Regions from separate parts of the Mus musculus genome. Here region 2 is linked to region 1. The links are chromatin loops, found by intact Hi-C in ENCODE. Cell type or tissue: left cerebral cortex. All regions are shown on one strand. Each heading gives the region's core, and the rest is flanking DNA. Links, peaks and the distances in the headings are about the cores only. Region 1 holds the start of Gm46226 (a long non-coding RNA gene). Region 2 holds the start of Gm51801 (a long non-coding RNA gene).

What was found. A loop is a pair of places that touch in the nucleus more often than their neighbours do. Peaks named below come from ENCODE experiments on the same cell type or tissue, not always from the same donor. Only the 100,000 strongest peaks of a DNase experiment are listed, where the experiment ranks them.
Region 2: a loop joins it to region 1, with 3.0 times the contacts of the local background. A loop is called at or near these places in 7 of 42 quality-filtered maps.

Annotation. Positions count from the first base shown.
Region 1 is chr10:59,889,255-59,898,428 of GRCm38, forward strand. Dnajb12 (DnaJ heat shock protein family (Hsp40) member B12) reads left to right here. Exons shown (of 9, transcript NM_019965.3): 2 at 774-954; 3 at 1,586-1,731; 4 at 3,418-3,603; 5 at 3,684-3,763; 6 at 4,977-5,086; 7 at 6,334-6,506; 8 at 7,096-7,247; 9 at 8,237-9,174. The coding sequence ends at 7,217. Gm46226 (a long non-coding RNA gene) reads right to left here and starts at 8,508. Exons shown (of 2, transcript XR_001779776.1): 1 at 8,422-8,508; 2 at 4,628-5,331. In left cerebral cortex, for the core only: CTCF peaks have their summits at 3,930 (motif pointing right) and 5,728 (motif pointing right); DNase peaks (open chromatin) are centred at 3,951, 5,738, 7,246 and 7,653; H3K4me3 peaks cover 611 bases; H3K27ac peaks cover 3,978 bases.
Region 2 is chr10:60,111,814-60,120,987 of GRCm38, forward strand. All of the region lies in intron 1 of Spock2 (sparc/osteonectin, cwcv and kazal-like domains proteoglycan 2), which reads left to right. Gm51801 (a long non-coding RNA gene) reads right to left here and starts at 8,163. Exons shown (of 3, transcript XR_003949003.1): 1 at 6,409-8,163; 2 at 1,937-2,462. In left cerebral cortex, for the core only: a CTCF peak has its summit at 3,872; DNase peaks (open chromatin) are centred at 1,904, 2,877, 3,921, 4,430 and 3 more places; H3K4me3 peaks cover 1,261 bases; H3K27ac peaks cover 4,256 bases.

The DNA of each region.
Region 1 (9,174 bases), core at 337-8,336:
TGGCTGGCCTGGATGGGATTAAAGGCATGTGCCACCATGCTCGGTTGTGTGTGCTCGCCCCCCTCCCCTCTCCTTCTCTTCCTCCCTCCCTCTCTTCTACCATTTGGAATCTGGGAGTCAGGCTCATTTTCCTGTGGAGCCATCTCCCCAGGGCCTCCTGTGGTGCTTTGTGGTGCAGGGTGAGGAGACAGTTATTGCAGTCTCTAGCCTGTAGACTGGGCTGGCCCAGGACGGCTGTGTTCACCCTGTGTTCACCGGGCTAGCCTGAAACTTAGGTTCCTTTGCTTCCAGGGTACTTGAGTCAGAGGCGCACACCACCATCCCCAGTTCCTCTTTTGCAGTTTGTTTGTTGAGGCAGGAGCTCTCACACTCCCCCGTGGAGTAGAGGGACACCTGAGAGCCAGGTTTTTAAGAACTGAGGCTAAGGTGCGTGTCACCATGGCACTTTATGTAGTGGTGCTGGCTCCCGGCACGTTAGCAAACACTGCCAAGTGCTTTTCCCTATAACTTGTTAAGAAAGAAAATGAATGCATATATAAATAAGCAGAGTATCTGAAAGGAAGGAAACCAGTTACTTCAGTTTCATGAATTTGTGAGTTTGATAATGAAATTAATATTGCTTATATTTTAAAAGCTATAATCTTCCTATTCCTGTTCCTAAAAGAACAGGCCGAAGTTGAGAGGGCAGCAGCCGTGCTGGAAGGGTGGAGAGTGGGGTACCAGGGCCGTGGGCATGGCAGGCAGACCCCTCAGTGGCTTCTTTTACCTTGCAGCACTGATCGAGTCCCTCAACCAAAAACCACAGTCCACCGGTGATCACCCTCAACCCACAGACACTACCCATACCACCACCAAGAAGGCAGGCGGGACCGAAACCCCCTCAGCCAACGGCGAGGCAGGAGGAGGGGAGAGCGCCAAGGGCTATACCTCAGAGCAGGTGGCAGCTGTGAAAAGGTAGGGACCGTGGGGGGGATAGGATGGGGGTGGGGGGTGTCAGGGAAGCCTCTCACTTCATCCAGTGGACTCAAAGGGTCTTGGAAGTTGGAGGAGGTCCAGCTTCATTTCCCACAGGGTGGGAGCCAGGGCCTCACTGCCCACCCCCACAACTGCTGACACTGCAGACTGGAGACCTTGCGGACCGACCCAGGCCTTCCTCTGCCCTTGGCCACCAGCCCTAGGCCTCCCACAACTCTGTTTGTCACACAAAGACTCTGCCATCTTGCCTTCCAGATTCTACCCCCACCCCACCCCCACCCCCAACAAAGACCTTTTCAGACCAGAGCCTGTGGCCAAGAGGCAGAGGCAGAGCTGTGTCACCACCGGGGCATGGGGGGCGGGGGGGAATTCAGCCCTGCAGAGTGAGGCTTTCCCAGGCTTGTGTCACCATCTAGGACCACTCCAGACTAGACCCTCCCAGCCGTTCTTTCTCCCACCAGTTAGCCTCACAATCCTTCTGAGGTCAAGCCTCCTGGCAAGCCAGCCATCGTGTCCTGAGTAGTCATGGTGTCTCCTGCAGGCCCTGCCCTGAGCTGCATGCCTCACACCTCCCCTCAGGCCCCCTGTCACACTCTTCTCCCTATTCCAGGGTCAAGCAGTGTAAAGATTACTATGAGATCCTTGGGGTAAGCAGAAGTGCCTCAGATGAGGACCTAAAGAAGGCCTACCGCAAGCTGGCCCTCAAGTTCCATCCAGACAAGAACCATGCGCCTGGGGCCACTGAAGCTTTCAAAGGTAAGGCAGCCCTGGGCTGTTTGAGGTTTTGTTTGTTAGTTTGTATCCCTATGTAGACTGAGCTGGCCTAGAACTCAGAGATCCCTCTGCCTTCAAATACTGGGATTAAAGGTGTATACCACTATGTCCAGACAGCTTAGTGTTTTTATTCCTGTCTTAAAATACAGGGTCAAGCCTGGGCAGTGGTGGTGTACACCTTTAATCCCAGCACTTGGGAGGCAGAGGCAGGCGAATTTCTGAGTTCGAGGCCAACCTGGTCTACAGAGTGAGTTCCAGGACAGCCAGGGCTATACAGAGAAACTCTTGTCTTGAAAAAACAAAAAAGAAAAGTCTTTAAAAGAAGAAGAAAAAAAAATTCAGGGCCGAGGCAGCTTACTCAGGAAGTGGGGCTAGACGAATGTGGTCTGTAGTGTAATTGTACAAGACCTGTTCCCTGAGCCACCCCTAGCCATATAAACTAGCAGCTCTCACACAGTGCCCCTGCCTCCTCCTCATTTTCCGGCTTACAGTAGAGGAGCCAGAGGCGTTCCAGTGGCTTCTCCAGGGTCAGCAGCACCTAGGCCATGAGCAGACTCTTGACAACAGTCCCTGTACCGAGGGGCAGGGCACCGCATACCAGGAGGGCGCCTTCAGAACAGGCTACCAGCTTCCTATTTCCCACAGCCCACCTCAGGCCTGTACTAGGGACAGAGAGACTTGTGATCATACAGCCCCTTGATCTGTGCCGTGAATGTGTCACCTCTGGCCAGAATCCTAAGTCATTCTTTATGCGTTTAGAGCTCCATCTTCCCTCTCCCTGGTACTCATGTGCACTGGCTCCATGCCTGCCCTCTGGTGCTGGGCCTTGCGTTTTCTTGGTCCCTGGGTACTGGTCCCTCTGGAGAGTAGCGTAGTGACTGGGAGCCGTGTTGTGCAGTACTGAGTATTAGCCTGTGGCAAAGTGGAGAGGCCTTGTGAGATGGGGAAAGAAGATTCCATCCTCCCTCCCAGGGGCTCCCAGCTCTGAAACTAGTCTGCAGCCCACTGCTGTGAGCGAGGGGAGCGTAGGGGATGCAAGCCCTGGGAGGCTGTAGCTCTCTGCCCTGGGAGCTCTGGTGAGGAGGCCCCAGCGCCAGATAGAAAACAGCAGCTGAGGCCTGGGCCCTGGGGGCAGCAGACTCATCCTGGCCACACAGCAGACACACGGGTGTCTCCACCAAAAACCGGGGGGTGGGGGTGGGGTTGTGTCTTCCCCGCAGTGTCTGCCGCACTCCCGTTTACAACCAGGACCTCGTGGGTCGCACCATGACTGCAGGATTATATTACACTGTCTCCTTGGCACCCCACAAGATGAGCGTGTGCAAGGGGCATTTCTGTACCATCAGTGGCAGAGCTTGAGCAGGACACACCTGAAGCAGGTGTATAGGCTCATGCCCACAACCCCAGTGCAGAGGCAGGAGGATAAAGAATGGAAGGCAACCTGGGCAAGTTCCTGGACCATTCTGGCAGTTTCAGTTTAGGAGATGTAGCAGGGACCCTGACTCAAAAAAGGAAAGAGCATCCTCACAGCCCCGACTTTAGCCTTGCCTAGAGGTGCTCTGGATTGCCTGCCCAACAGGCAAACCCTCTACCCCTAAGACCCCACTTCCGCTGAGACCTGAAAGAAGCGAGCTCTTGGCTGTGCTAAGGCTGTTTCTCCCCTTGCAGCCATTGGCACAGCGTATGCCGTACTCAGCAACCCAGAGAAAAGGAAACAGTACGACCAGTTTGGTGATGACAAGAGCCAGGCTGCCCGGCACGGCCACAGCCACGGGGACTTCCACCGAGGCTTTGAGGCTGACATCTCCCCAGAAGACCTCTTTAACATGTTCTTTGGTGGCGGCTTTCCTTCCAGTAAGTCCACAGCCAGTTCTCCTTAGCGGTGGTTCTGGGGTCTGACTGCTGCAGCCCCTGACTCTATCTCCATGTTTCAGGTAACGTTCATGTCTACAGCAATGGCCGAATGCGGTACACCTACCAGCAGAGGCAAGACCGCAGAGACAACCAGGGTGATGTGAGTTGCCAGAGGCTGAGTAACACTCCAGCCCCCCACCCCATTCCACCCCCCAGGGCATGGGCCCCAGAGGAGGAGGGAGTCTTGATCCACTTAAGACCCCCCCAGCATTCTTAGGCCAAGTAGCCATCTTTGCTCCTTCCCAGTGCCATTCTGCCTAGGGACACCAGAGGGAGCCACACTCCGTGTTGCGTGATGCTTTGGCTTCTGTTGGGGGCATAAAACAAAGCCTCACCTCCAGGCAACGCATAGTGGGAACAGCTTCTATGGAGTCTATTTGTTCTTAAGACTGACGTAACATTTTCTGAGTGATGGAAAGTTAAAACATGATGAGAGGAAGAAAGAGGACCGTGTGGGTATTCAGCCTTCTAGGAGAGTGAGGAAAAGCTGTATAGCCAGGCAGTGTGCTTCAGACACATTTGGGATGCCACGGATCAACACAGCCAGTGAAGAGCATTGAACAGGGGGACACGTCCTTACGCATGCCTGCCCTTTTTCCTCCTTCTCCCTCCCTCCCTCCCTCTCTTCTATTCTTTTTCTTCCCCTTCCTCCTTTCTTCCTCTCTGTCTCCTTGGATTTACCCTGCAGTTGAAAACAACCTTGAAGCCCTACTTCCACCTTCCAAATACTGGGATTATGCCTCATCGACCTAGCATAACGCCCAGCACATCCGTTTTGTTAGGGGTGGGTTTGGCTTTGGATTTTGAGGCGCGGTCTCACTGTATAGCTCTGGCTGGCCTAGAACTTGCTGTACAGACTAGCTGGTCTGGAACTGCAACTCCCAACCCTTCTCCCGTCCCTGCCTCCTGAGTGCTGGGATTAGTGTATCTTTACATCTAACGTACAGAAGAGTTTAAAGTCAGATTCATGTGTAATGCCTTTATTTCTGGCTGTCCTGTCTTTGTTCTAAGAATCACACCCAAGGCCTTGTGGGTACTAGAACAGTTCCATGCCACAGACTGCATCCCAGCCCTTTAATTAGATGCTTTGCTGTCTGCAGAACATTTGTGTGGCTCAGAATTCAGAAAGCTGTGGATGGTGAGGGTCTGTGTCCCCGGCCTGCCACTTGCTCTCACACTCACACGTGTGCTCCAAAGCGGTTGCTTTGTCCTCTGGGAAAGCTGTCAGAGGGAAGGGAGGAGAGGGGGCTGTCCCAGGCAGGCGACACGACACTGTTCAGGGCTGTGACCACTGCTCTTGCTCTTCCCCTCAGGGCGGGCTAGGAGTGTTCGTGCAGCTGATGCCCATCCTCATCCTCATCCTCGTGTCTGCGCTCAGCCAGCTCATGGTGTCCAGTCCTCCCTACAGCCTGAGCCCGAGACCGTGAGTGCACGCCCCGGGCAGGGCCGGGCTGGGCCCCTCGCCATCTTGCATACCGTCCCCGGGCCGGGCCCCTTAGACTTTTGAGGATCATAGGCCTCGCAGAGAATGCAGACGAAGCTCCAGCCCTTTCCTTAAGGCAGCACACATGCACTGTCCTACGCGATTTCAGAAGCGTGACTCCCCGCCACTGTCCCCACCTTTGCTGACGCTGAGATGTCCTCTGCTCTTGAAGTCTGTTTGAAGCCCTAAGAAAGAAAGAACAGGGTATAGTCAATCGGGGGAGGGTGGCTTTGCGCCCCAGCTTCTGCATTGAGAGCCCTAACTCCACATAAGTTATGTAACCTCAGGTCCCTGGTCTGTAAAATGGGAACAATAGCATCCACCTGCTAGTAAGAGTTACTAAGTAACCCGTGTAAGGAGAGGTATCCAGCTCAGGGAAGTGCTCAGCAGTGTTTGTTGAGTGGTTGCCAAGCTCAGCTGCCAGTGGTTGATTCCAGGGAGTTAGTTGACCCTCTAAGATATCAGGGCCTCTCTTTTCCCAGGACCTGGAGCAGCAGGTTCTAGCTTCTGCTGGTGCAAGCCCTGAGCTCCAATCCCTTGGCCTGCCGCTGCCTGAGGACCCAGCAGGCTCCCTCGGCCAGCAGGGGGCAGAGTTGGTCTCTGCTGCCACAGCTGCCCTGCTTGCCTAGAGCCAGATGTAACCGCTCTCCAGCTAGAGATAGAGAATGCACTTTGGGGAGCTGCCTCCCTGGAGCAGGGACTCCTGTTGGGAGGTGTGGCTCCTGCTGCCCACAGGTCTTGTGCCCACGTATGCTTCCTGACATTTTGTGCCTTTTTGGATTTTCTCTTCTTGTGGGGTTGGGAATGAACTACTAACTCATGCTAATGTGCCATGCTGTTAGAGACACAGCTCTGTCCTCTTGTTTTGACCCGAGGCTCATTACTTTAGGCCGGCCCTCAGCATCTAGGAGCTTTGAGGCATGGAAGGCAGAGCCCACACCCTTGGCAAGACCAGCTTCCCAGACCAGAGCTTCTCTCCCCATCTGCCCGGTTCCCCTCAGAGCCCTGAAAAGGAGGGCGTGACATAGACTGAGCTATTCCTGCACTGGGGTGCTCTGCCTTTGCTGCAGACCTTCATTTTGGGGAGCCAGTGAGTTCCCGCTGCAGTGCAGAAGGGATCCAGCTCTTCCTGTGGCCTGGGTGGCACTTCCAGCTGCCCACTCTGTGCCTGGTGTGTTTCTGGTCAGGTCAGTGGGCCACATCCACAAGCGAGTCACTGACCACCTGAACGTCGCCTACTACGTGGCAGACACCTTCTCCGAAGAGTACACGGGCTCCAGCCTCAAAACAGTGGAACGGAATGTAGAGGATGACTACATCGCCAACCTGCGCAACAACTGCTGGAAGGAGAAGCAGCAGAGTGAGTGTCTCGTGTGTGCGTGTGTGTGTGTGTGTGTGTGTGTGTGTGTGTGCGTGTGGGCACGCACGCATCAATATGTGTGTGCATGCATATGTATGCATTGATGTGTGTATGTGTATGTACTCATGCATGTGTGTGTATGTCATGCAAATGGGTACATTAAGTGTGTGTGTGTGTGTGTGTGTGTGTGTGTGTGTGTGTGTGTGCTGAGAACAGAAAAACCCTTCTTTGGTTCTTCGTGGACCAAAGAAGTGCCCTGTGCAGTCATCTCCCTGCCAAGATCTGAACTCCACTCCTGGAGTTCCCCTAAGCTGCAAACCATTTGATGGTTTCGTTAAGGTCCTCATGTGTCACTAGTGCCTATCATTAAGGTTGCTAGAGATGAATGTATTAGAGACAGATTGCAAACCCCTAGCCACCCACTGGTTGTGTACCCAGTCTGTCTGGGACCATAGTCCTGACTTCCTGTTCCATCCTGGGAAGCCAATTCTGCCCCAACCCCTGGTCCTGTCTTCCTGTTTCCCCATGGACTCAGGCAGGTAAATGCCACAAAGTCCTGGGGCTCTGACCTCACCCTGTTTCTTTGCAGAGGAAGGCTTGCTGTACCGAGCCCGCTACTTTGGTGACACAGACATGTACCACAGAGCACAGAAGATGGGCACCCCGAGTTGCAATCGGCTGTCAGAGGTGCAGGCCTCCCTGCATGGATAGTTCTGGGCCAGCCACACCACCCAGGTCCAAGTATGAGCCAGGACTGCTTCTTTGCTGCAACTCCTGGCAGCCTTGGCCTTGGTCATGGGCAGAGGATGGAGGGAGGGAACCTGGTGATGATGGCAGAGACTCACCATCCTCACACTTCCAACCTCCAGAGACGAGGCAGTTCTGGGCACCTCCCCCAGCCCCATTGACCCCGTTGTCCCCTCCCCAGGGCTGCAAGGATTCGGGGGCAGAAGCCAGGCAGAGTGAGGACCTGTGCTTCCTCGACTACTCCAGTAATCAAACCACCTCAGCCCTTTCCCAAGCCTGGCTTTTGTTGCCTGTGCGTTCACACGTAACTGGGTCACCCACAGTCACCCACGGAAGTCAGAAAAACCCATGGGGAGTTAAGTGGGCAGGAGAGCATCCTTCTCTCTCCACCCAGGAAGGAGGAAATGGAGCAAGATGCCCAGTTCCATCAGCAGGCAGGAGGGGTCTGTGGGCCCTGACCACTCCCTCTCTGGTGGGACCTGAGGCCCTCACTCCAGTGCTCCAAACCTGGGAGCCAGGAAACCACGGGCATCCGGCCCCGCCCAGGCATCTCCCCTGTGGTCTTGAAGAAGGGAACAAAAAGTCACAAGTTCAGGGTCAAAAGAAGCTACTGAGCACAGGAGAGGTGGGGAAAAGTGAAAGTTGCTATTAACAGGCACCCCACCCCCTCCACCCCTTCCCTTGTATGTGGGTAATGGGCTTGGTGCCCAGTGCCCAGAGCAGGGAGCCTGGCTCAAGCCTAAAGGAGTGTGGGCAGAGCCAGAAGTTCTTTGCACTGGTACCCTGTCCTCCCCCTCCTCTGCCTGTGTCTCCTGTCACAGAGCCATTCACAGACTGTTTCAAGACCACTCGATAGCTAGTGTCAGCTCTGGGGCAGTGGTTGTACTGCAGAGGGATCGACCAGGGCCAGCTGCTGGGCTGTGGGGCTAAGCTGGAGGTGCCTGCCACAACCGCTCACCTAACTCTTTCCCTCTCCTCCCCAGACTATGAAATCCCTGGAGAATTTTTGGTGACACACACTGAGCCAGCCACAGTGATGGACTGTATATTTAAGGAAAGACATACACAGAAAAAATTTAAATGGAACTGGAAGCCAAACACCGCACAGCCATCCTCTCTCAGACAGTGAATGCAGAAAGCTCTTAGGACAGACAGACAGACAGCCTACCTCGGGCTGCTTCCTCCTCTCCCAGGGCAGGCAAGAAGCTCCGCATCACTGGCTCCTAGGATACCGAAACCATGGCAACGAAAGTAGAATGTAAAACTTGCAGCAAATGTCTGTGGGGAAGGACTGGGGGAGGGGACACCCCACTGTGTCTCCTCCCTCCTCCCTGAGCTGCCACCAGTCACTCAAGGAGAAATCAGGCTGAGGCATGGGCCAAGGAACAGAGAGGAGAGAATTCCAGAGAACGTAACTTAGAAATGCGTATGTATGTATATATATATCTATTTATATGTAAATAGACATATATAAAGATATATATATATATATAAAGTCTTTTAAAACTATTCAGGGATTCAATTAAGATGTTCAGCTGACTTGCTCCATAATTTAGAAAACGGGGCCTGTTTGGGAAGGCAGCCTGGTTTTCACAAGCTAGACAGTAGCCGTAGCCGACAGCATACGGAAAGTCAAATCAGATATTAGTGTCGCCCTTAGCCCCAGCCTGACTGATGGCAGCAGTAATCATGGTGGTATAAATCCATAGAAAACTTGCAAAGGTCTCCAGGCTTATGGTTAAGGTAGGGGAAGAGCCTGGGGCAGGGAATGGTGCCCCTGGAGATAGCTGCTCAGTATTGGGCTACAGCAGAGATCCCAGACAAAGCCCTCTGGGATGGGGCCAGCTCCTCAAGCTGCCTCCTCTCTGGCCAGCCTCAGGTGGGCTCGCCGCCCTCATGCCCGGGAGCCCTGCAGCCACTC
Region 2 (9,174 bases), core at 680-8,679, 220 kb after region 1:
AATGACTGAGCAGTAGGTTTTTGGGGGGCACACTATCCCTCTCCATTATTTTTCTCTTTGTAGCCCTGGCTGACCAGGAGCTCACTAGGTAGACCAGGCTAGTCTTGAACTCACAGCCTCTGCTTCCTGAGCACTAGCATTAAAGGTGCCTAGCCCCCCCACCCCACCCCCACTGTCTCTTCTTCTTTCTCTTCCTCTCTTTCCCTTTTCCTTTCCTTTCCTTTTTCCCTTTTCTTCCTTTCTCCTTTTTCTCCTTTCTCCTTTCTTTCCTTTCTTCTTTCTTTCCTTTCTCCTTTCTTTCCTTTCTCCTTTCTCCTCCTTTCTCCTTTCCTTTCCTTTCCTTTCCTTTCCTTTTTCCTTTCCTTTTTCCTTTCCTTTTTCCTTTCCTCTTTCCTTTCCTCTTTCCTTTCCTCTTTCCTTTCCTCTTTCCTTTCCTCTTTCCTTTCCTCTTTCCTTTCCTCTTTCCTTTCCTCTTTCCTTTCCTCTTTCCTTTCCCCTTTCCTTTCCTTTCCTTTCCTTTCCTTTCCTTTCCTTTCCTTTCCTTTCCTTTCCTTTCCTTTCCTTTCCTTTCCTTTCTCCCCTCCCCTCCCCTCTCCTTTCCTTTCAAGGCAGGGTTTCTCTACGAAGCACTAGGCTGGCCTCGAACTCACAGAGACCACCTGCCTTTGACTCCAGAGTTCTGGGCTTACTAGGCACCATGCGTGTGCCTGAAACTGGAGTCACAGCCAGCCATGAGCCCTCATGTAGGTGTGGGACGTGGACCCTAGGTCCTCTGGGGGAGCAGCCAGTGCCCTCTCTCCTGACCCTTTTGCGTCTCTCTTATGTGGATTCTGACCTCATCATACGTGTCTGTCCGAATGACCTCATCTAAACCCAGTCACTTCCTAAGGCTGCCACCACCTAATGCCACCTCACGGTGGGGTTTGGGGCTTCTGTATGTGAGTTTAGGGAGGAGTGGAACCCAGACATACAGCCTGTAACATAGTCTCTCCCCTTCTCTCCCAGGGCCCCTGTGAGTCTCATTAGGGCTGTGGATAGGGAAGACCTAGATACTGAGTTTAGTTACTTTGTGTTTTTGAATATCATATTGTTCAAGGTTGGATCCAAACTCTTCGAAGCTGACCTTGAACTGATCCTCCTGACCTAACCCCCTGAGTGATGGGATTGTTGTGAGTGCTCTTAGGATGCAGAGTTTGAATAGTGTTGTCCTCCAGGTTCTGGGGTGGGCTGGTCTCTGATAGTCCCCCCCCCCTTGCGTATCATCAACCTTCTGCTGCAGGGCCAGCCCCTTTCCTCACTGCTCCTTGGCTGCAGGCTCATTTGGCACTTGTGGGTGCTGCCTCCAGGGGCTCGGATCTCAAGGGCCTGTCTGCTGAAGCAGTTAATGTGTTTGTCACTTTTCTCCCGTGACCTGTGATCATCAGCCTCTCCAGGCAGGATCTGGAAACGGATCACCTCCTGTTGCCCCTGCCCCCAGGACTGCTTGGAGTGTTGTAGGTGCTCCACAGAAATGCTCACACAGTGGAAAGCGACAGTGGGGATGGGTCCCACCCCATCCCACAATCCTCTAAGCACCCCCCTCCTACTTGCCACATATGGCACCATGGGTTTGGGCCACAAAGATGAGGTGAGGAAAGGGCTCTGAACTGGGCTAATTATTCAGGGGTGTCTGTTCCTTTTTCAAAGTGTTGGGAACATAAGGAAAAGGGGTCCCAAGCCGCTTTTATCCTCCAGGCCCCTGAGCCTGTGTATCTAACGCTTGGCTGAAGACAGCTGACCACCTCTCCTGCTGCCTGGCTCTAATGTACTTGTCTGGGACATGGTGAAGAGGCTGGAATTATTCATCCCACCCCCATTCCATTCTCACTTCTTCATTTGAAAAATCTGAGAGAGCAGAACCGCAGGTCCTCACCAGCTCTTAGTCCCCATATCTTACCTATGAAGAAAGGGGTCTTGAAGGCCAGGTGCCTGAGACTCTTGTCTGCTCCTGTGGTCTGTTGTCCTTCCAAGTCTCCTCAGCTCATGGCTGGGGTCTTCCTTAGAGAATGGCATGGCAACCTTGATTCACCTCTGGTGGTTCCATTGGGAAGCCAAGGCCAGAGACGGTTTACAGTAGAGCCCAGACCCTTGGCCTCTCTCTTCTTCTCCACCCACTGTGTATGAATTCTATACACACAGCAGGGACCACTGCTGGTGTAGAATCCAAGGACTGAGTGGGTGGGGGTGGCCCAGATCCTGTTAGAATCACGGGAGGTCATGCTCTGGTCTGGCCCGGCCTTGGCAGGGCGTTGACACGGGCATACCTGAGCCCAGGCCAGGCTCCTGGCATGCAGGGAGCAATGAGAAGCACATTTTTACCCTTGGAGGAAATTCCTGAGAGGGGAAAAGAGGTGGGAGGCGGCAACATCCCCTAGGTACCTGTCTCCATCTGTTTGCCCAGGTCTCACACAGTGGACACAGCCCTGTGAGAGAGAAGTAGGTGTTTTGATGCCCCTGCCCCGCCAGCCCTCTCTTTTGCTGAGGCAGAGGCTGTGCCAGGCAGCCTTACTACTCCCCTCCTAAACCCTTTTTATGGCTGTGGTTGTTTCTTGGGGAAGACAGGAGAAGGCACCCTATAACCACACCCCACTCCTAATTTTGAGCCTTCTCCAGGGGTGAGGGACATTCCTGCACCCATTACGTGTGTTCTGGAATGAGGCGAAATGATTCTCAGATACCAGGCCTCTTGAAGCTTAGGTGAGGCCTGGCCTGCTTACATTTTTAAAGATTTTTTTTTTTTAAAGCTGGGCAGTGTTGGTGCATGCTTTTAATCCCAGCACTCAAGAAGCATAGGAAGTGGGGCTGGAGAGATGGCTCAGCGGTTAAGAGCACTGACTGCTCTTCCGAAGGAATGAGTTCAATTCCCAGCAACCACATGGTGACTCACAACCATCTGTAATGAGATCTGATGCCTATCTTCTGGTGTGTCTGAAGACAGCTATGGTGTACTCATATACATAAAATAAATAGTTAATTCTTTAAAAAGAAGAAGAAGAGGAGGAAGAGGAGGAGGAGGAGGAAGAGGAGGAGGAGGAGGAGGAAGAAGAAGAAGAAGAAGAAGAAGAAGAAGAAGAAGAAGAAGAAGAAGAAGAAAGAGAAGAAGAAGAAGAAGAAAGAGAAGAAAGAGAAGAAGAAGAAGAGAAGAGGAAAATCAGATCTCTGTGATTTCGAGGCCAGCTTGGTCGACAGAGCAAGTTCGAGAACAGGCAGGGCTACACAGAAAAAGCCAGTCTTGAAAAACCAAAACCTCAGTCTTGAAAAACCAAAACTTAAGAGATTCTTGATCTATTAAGAAAAGGGGGGGGGCAGAAAATGGGGGGAAGATGCCCTAAGAAAATTACAGAGTCTCATGATGAACCCGTGCGAATGAGCTGTGACAGTCAGTCTCCTCAGGGAGAGACAGTGGGGAAGTCGGAATCTGTGGCCACTGAAACCACCCTGTGCCCATGCTGTCAGCTGCCTGGGTTTTATGGTCCTTGTTAAGTCCCACCTTCCCAGTGTCCCTCCATCTTGGCTCTGAGCATTGCAGAGAGACCTGTCTTAACAAATAAGAAAGCAGGGTCTGTCCAGGGCAGGTGACTCTTGCCTGGCATCCAGTGGTAAGGCCAAGCAGGAACCCAGTACGCTGACTCCACACTGGGCATCTGGGTGAGAGGTTGCTTCCCTCAGCACACTGCTGCAGAGAGAGGGTGGGCCAGTGATTCTCCGCTGGGTTCCCTGTCCCCTCCTCCTCTGTCCCCAACCAGCGGAAACGATTGGGTTAACTCAAGCTGTGAAGTGAGCTGGCGATTTGGGTGCTAATTAAAACGACAGGAAGTAAACAGCCTCCAAAATACCCAGCATGCGCCCCCTAAACCCACTAGGCCTGCGCACTTCATCTTTTCCCCCCAGCTTGGCGCAGTGGGCCTGTCTCCATGGCAACTGAGCCGAGCTGCAGAGATCAAAGCAGGAGATGGGTTAGCTCCAAACCTGCAGAACCGGGGCGGGTGAGGGATTTCTGGAAAGAGCCTGGAGAAGGAAGCCCCCCAGAAATCTCCCCCTCCCTTCCAATGCCAGTCTCCTTACCCCCTCCCTGAAGCATGCTGGCACGGCAGGAGAGACTACCATGGCCTGGTGGTTGGACTTCCTGGTTTCACTTGACCTAGGTCTTTATCAGTTAACATTTATGGTGTGCTAGTTTGGGAGCCACTGTTCTGCCATGCAGTTGCTGTGAGGTCCTCTATAAGTCACGTAACATCCCTGAGCTTCAGTTGAGAGACAGTTAATATAGCAACAGTTAAGTTTCTCTTAGGGCTTCTGTGAAGAGTAAGTAAACAAGGCAGGAGTAGAAAGAGCTTAGCGTAGCTTCCCCAGCGGTACTTGCTGTGAAGACGTAGCTGTTGTTACTAGCGTTATTACTGTTTACTGGGTGCTGGGCAGGGAAGTTGAACTTTATATGGTGTCTTCCCTTAAGGAATTGGATGTGTAAATAAGGCAGAGGGAAGCATAAACCTTACATGGCTGGATGTCACCAGAGCAACGCTAGACTCTCCAAGGTAGGCTAAGCAGGTGAGGGCGGGGTTGGAAAGGAGCTGGGTTGTGACAGACAACTGAGGTCTGGGGTCAGATGTGGATACATGTGCAGAGCGGAGAAGGCAGCTGTGCAAAGCCATGGCCTACTGAGAGACCCCTGGGTGGACAGTGGACGCAGTGGCCAGACACAGATGAAAAGATGAACCTTCTTCTGGAGGTGTTGGGGAACCAGGGAAGGGTTTCTAAATGTAACATTTATAGTGATCCCCTCCTTTCCTATAAAAGCAATAGGTGTTCATTGTAGAAAATTTTGAAGATGGAGGAAGGGAGGAAAAAAAGATGCTAAATGCTCTCTGCATCCCTGCCCTGCAGAGGAAACATCTTGTTAACGCTCTGATAGAAATAATTTCTCTCTTAGTCTGTCTGTCTGTCTGTGAATGCAAGCTGCTCTGGTAGTAAATAGGACACATATTTAAGAAGCCACTCGCCATCTACCCTGGGGAGGGTGAATGCAAAGCCAAGACAGGGCTCTACAGGGGTTTCAGCTCAACTGTCTTGAGGTGGGGACTGGAGAGGGTGGTTGGGGAGGTGGGGAAGGAAGGAAGGTCATGGAGAGGGCAGCGTGGCATTCTAATGTATGCGAGGTGAGCTCTAGCCTACTGGCCTCACTATAGCTGTCCAGAGCTTAACCGGAACCAACACATGTGAGCCCAGCGGTCCCTAATTGTACTTGGGCATTGGGAGACTTACACAGTTTCTCCCTCCTATGACCCTGGGCCCACGTGGCCCAGGGGAAGGATCCTAGCTGTTGTTGTATGAGAGGCCTTTGAAGGACAGTCTCCTGGCCTGCAGCCTTCCCTCACTGTGGCTCTCTTCACACCCAGGGAATGGCAGTGCCAGGCCTGGCTCTTATCTTCTGCCCAGTTGTTCTCTCTCCCTACACCTCTAAAAATGAAATTTCTCACTTTTAATGGTGTTACTGCAAAATACTTGGAGAGAATTTATTTCCTATTTATTCCTTTCAAGAGACAGGGTCTCCTGTGTTCCAGGGTGGCCTTGAGCTCACTAGCTGGAGAGAACCTGGGACTTTGGATCCTCCTGCTTCTACCTTTGGAATGCTGGAGTTATAAGAGAACTACCACACGCAGTTTCTGTGCTCCTGGGGCTGGAATTTGGGGCTTCCTGCATGCTGGGTTAGCACTCTACCTACCTCTAACCCCTGCCTGGGAAGTTACTTTAAAACCCTGTTCCTGACAAGGACAGTGCATTCATGCATTCCAGAAGTTTTCCTCACTTGTCTGTTTTGTGAGCCTTCCTTGAACTAGCCAGGGGAGATGGGTGTGACCTTCTCTCAGGCTAGAACTCTGGGTACCCACTCTTCTACCATCTGCTCTGGCTCCTGCTCCAGAGCACGAGAGAAAGCCCCCCAAGCCCCGTTAGGTGGGGATGAATCATAGCAGAACTATAGGGCATCCTCTTTCCCAACAAGACCCAGGTACCCAGGTCTGATTATTTCTCACAGCCGCTAATAAGGCCACTTGGGTGCCATAAATAGACATACTGCAGGAAGGATGTATTTCCCAGTCAACCACAGTCCCCTTCATCAGCTTGAAGATGGTACTGGCTCCCGGCTGACCTCAGCATCCCCCCCCCTCCCCGTTCTACCCCAAAATGACTATTCCCATGATGCCTGCAAGATGCCCTGTCACCACTCCCTGTGACCCCTCTGGGGAGCCATTAGTCTCACATTCCCACGGGACTCTGCTTCCCAGCAATGACCCCTCTTTCCCCAGCTTCCAAAGATACTTCACCTTTCATCTCTTGCCTCCCCACCCTCCCCACCCCCGTTTTCCTCACCTGAATCTGAGTCTCTTGTTGATATAACAGCATCAATGTGGAGCATGTTCCTTTGAGGGAGGCCAAGTGAGAGGTGACTGAGCTTCAGAGGCCAGGAATGTGCCTGAGGCACTAACGAGGGGAGGGGACGGGGACTACTCTGGGACCCTGGGACCCAGGGTAGCTGCAGGGCCTCCTGTCCTCACCCTCTGGCTGACTGCTTCCAGCCTCCCAGAGGGAGGGGCTGGGTTGCAAGGGATTATGAACCAGGCATCCCTCCAGAGCCTCGCCAACTGTGCAGTGGGGTCACAGGGCTTAGCTGGATTCTCGAATGGTACTCCTCTTCAGAAAGATCTCCTCTGCCTCCTAAGGCAGCACGGAGACACCCCCCCTGGGGTGTGTGTGGATGGATTCTTAAAAGCCCTCCCCACCATCACTTGAGTTCCTAATCAGACATTCTCGGCCTTAAGCTTTAAGGAGCCACTTTGTACTGAGTTCCAAGGACTCTACAGTGGGTTGTGACTGAAGTCTGTGAGTGGACTCCAAAGCCCTCAGCAGGTGCTTCCGAGTGGCAGGATCATAGAGGATTCTAGATCACCTCGGGTCCGGCCCACTCCACTGTTTTAGCAGGTGGCTGTTGAGGACACAGATCTTGATGGTCAAAGACGGCTGCTCCCCAAACACCAGACAATCACAAGATCCTCTGTCCTTGAAATGGGGTCAATATGGAGCCTGGAATTGGATAGCCTCCTGCCTCAGTTCCTTACTGCTGGAATTGTAGGCGTGCAACCCCATGCTTTTTCTCTTCCACTTTACAACCATACCACCCCCTCTTCCCAAGGGGAAAAAAATAGGAGCAGCAGGAGACAGTCCCTGAAAAAGGCTGGTACCTACTTCCACACCAGTCTGGTCATCTTGGCTGGCCTCAGCTATTTGGCCATTCTCAGCTTATTTCCCATCTTCGGGAAAGGAGGCTCTGGGCGGACAAGCCCTGCACCGAGATGCTGTTGAAGAAGGGGCTAGGACTGAGCTGTCATCCTTTGCCTGCTCCCACAAAAAGCCAAGTGGGGGTGGGGGTGGGGTGGGGAGTGGCACTCATGGCTTCCAGAGCAAGCCCTGAGCATTTGGGCCCTGTTGACCTTTCTCCTGTCTGATCCTGAGCCCAAGGCCTGGGAGACACTTGGCTCCTTGGGCATCCTGTGGTGCCCAAGGTGAGGAGAGCCAAGGGTTAGGGGGAAAGGCCAGATGGGAGAGATAGAGAGGCAGGCAGAGGCATGGGAAGAGCCATGCCGTCCGTCCGTCCATCGGTCTGTCCCTCCCTCCCTCCCTCCCTCCCTCCCTCCCTCCCTCCCAGGGAGCCTGTTTCTCTCTGGCCCCTCCCTCCTCTCCCACCCATCTCTGAATACCTTCCCTATCTATGGAAGAGGCAGGAAGGCTGCACGGAGCAAGTGAGAAACCTGGAGGCTGCTCACAGAAATGGGGTCTGCTGCTTCATTTCTGGATGCAAACCATCTGGCACTGGCGGATGGCCTTAGGTGGCCCCATGTTCATGCGCTCCACATCTGTATGCTTATGTGCATATCCATAGAATCGAGGAGGATGAATGTGCACACGCCTGTACACACACACACACACACACACACACACACACACACACACACACTATGTGCTCTCATAGGGGTACATGTATACACCTAGGTAGGCCTGAATGAATGGCCCAGTTTTACTTTGACCATTGCCTGCCTGGCTCTGCCCTTTAGCTTTCATACTCACTCCCCTGGTACCTGTCAGTTTCCAGAAGTGGTTTCCAAAGCCCTTGTGGGCATCTCTTCACTGCGTGCCCTTGTTGTCTGATAGCAGAGCCCCCATGCCCTCTTCTCCTGGGCATAACAGCTAAATGCCAGGTCTATACCACCCCCACTCCTGCACATCTCTGACTGGGATATGGCAAAGACTAGGATGGGTTTGGTTGCAGGTAGCCATATGTAGTCTCTCCTCAGTGTCCCGTGCAGAGAAAGCTGGTGGTTGGTTCTCGGGTATTGTTATCCTCCAGAGTCCAGAAGCTGCTCCTACCTGTCTGGCAAGGTTTCCTTCAGACACCCTGGAAGCTGTCTGATGGCCTTCAACAACCATCCCCACCTCAAAGGGCAGAGGGAGGAGGCAAAGAGCATTGGCTCGTCTGTGCAAGGGAGGAGGGGCTGTGGGAAGCTTTTCTTCTTCCGGTCAGGCTTGGGGTGCATCGGCCAAGCGATGAAACAAAGTGGGAAGGTCTCCCTGGGCCTCGGGTCCCAGAGATCCTGTGAGGTAGTGGGAAGAGAGGGCTGTCCAGGGCACCAGAGACCTGCTTCAGTGAAGGTGGGATCTGAATCACGTAATGGCACATCTCTGACTGTTTTGGTTTCTTCTGCCTGTGACGGGCTGGCTCATGTGACCTGGAAGGACCTTTCAGGTTCCCTGGACCATGATAATCAGGAAAGCCATCACCATAGTCACTATACCCTCCTACCCCCAGTGGGCACCACCATCTGAGCTCTGTCGGAAGGAAGGAACCCTGAGTAGAAACCAGCTTCCCTACAACTCTTCCTCGCACCTCCCTCACAGGGTGGGCAGGTGACGGCAGGGTGCTTGCCAAAGAAGAGGCTGCAGCAGGAGGAGAACTGGGTGCTGTTTCCCAGATACCCTGGGCAGAGGCACAAGAAATAGCATTTCCAGGCAGTGCAGCTCCCTCAGACATCTGCCTTGGTAGTAGGGCCAGGGCTGGGCTGGGGTTTGTTGTCCTTTCAAAAC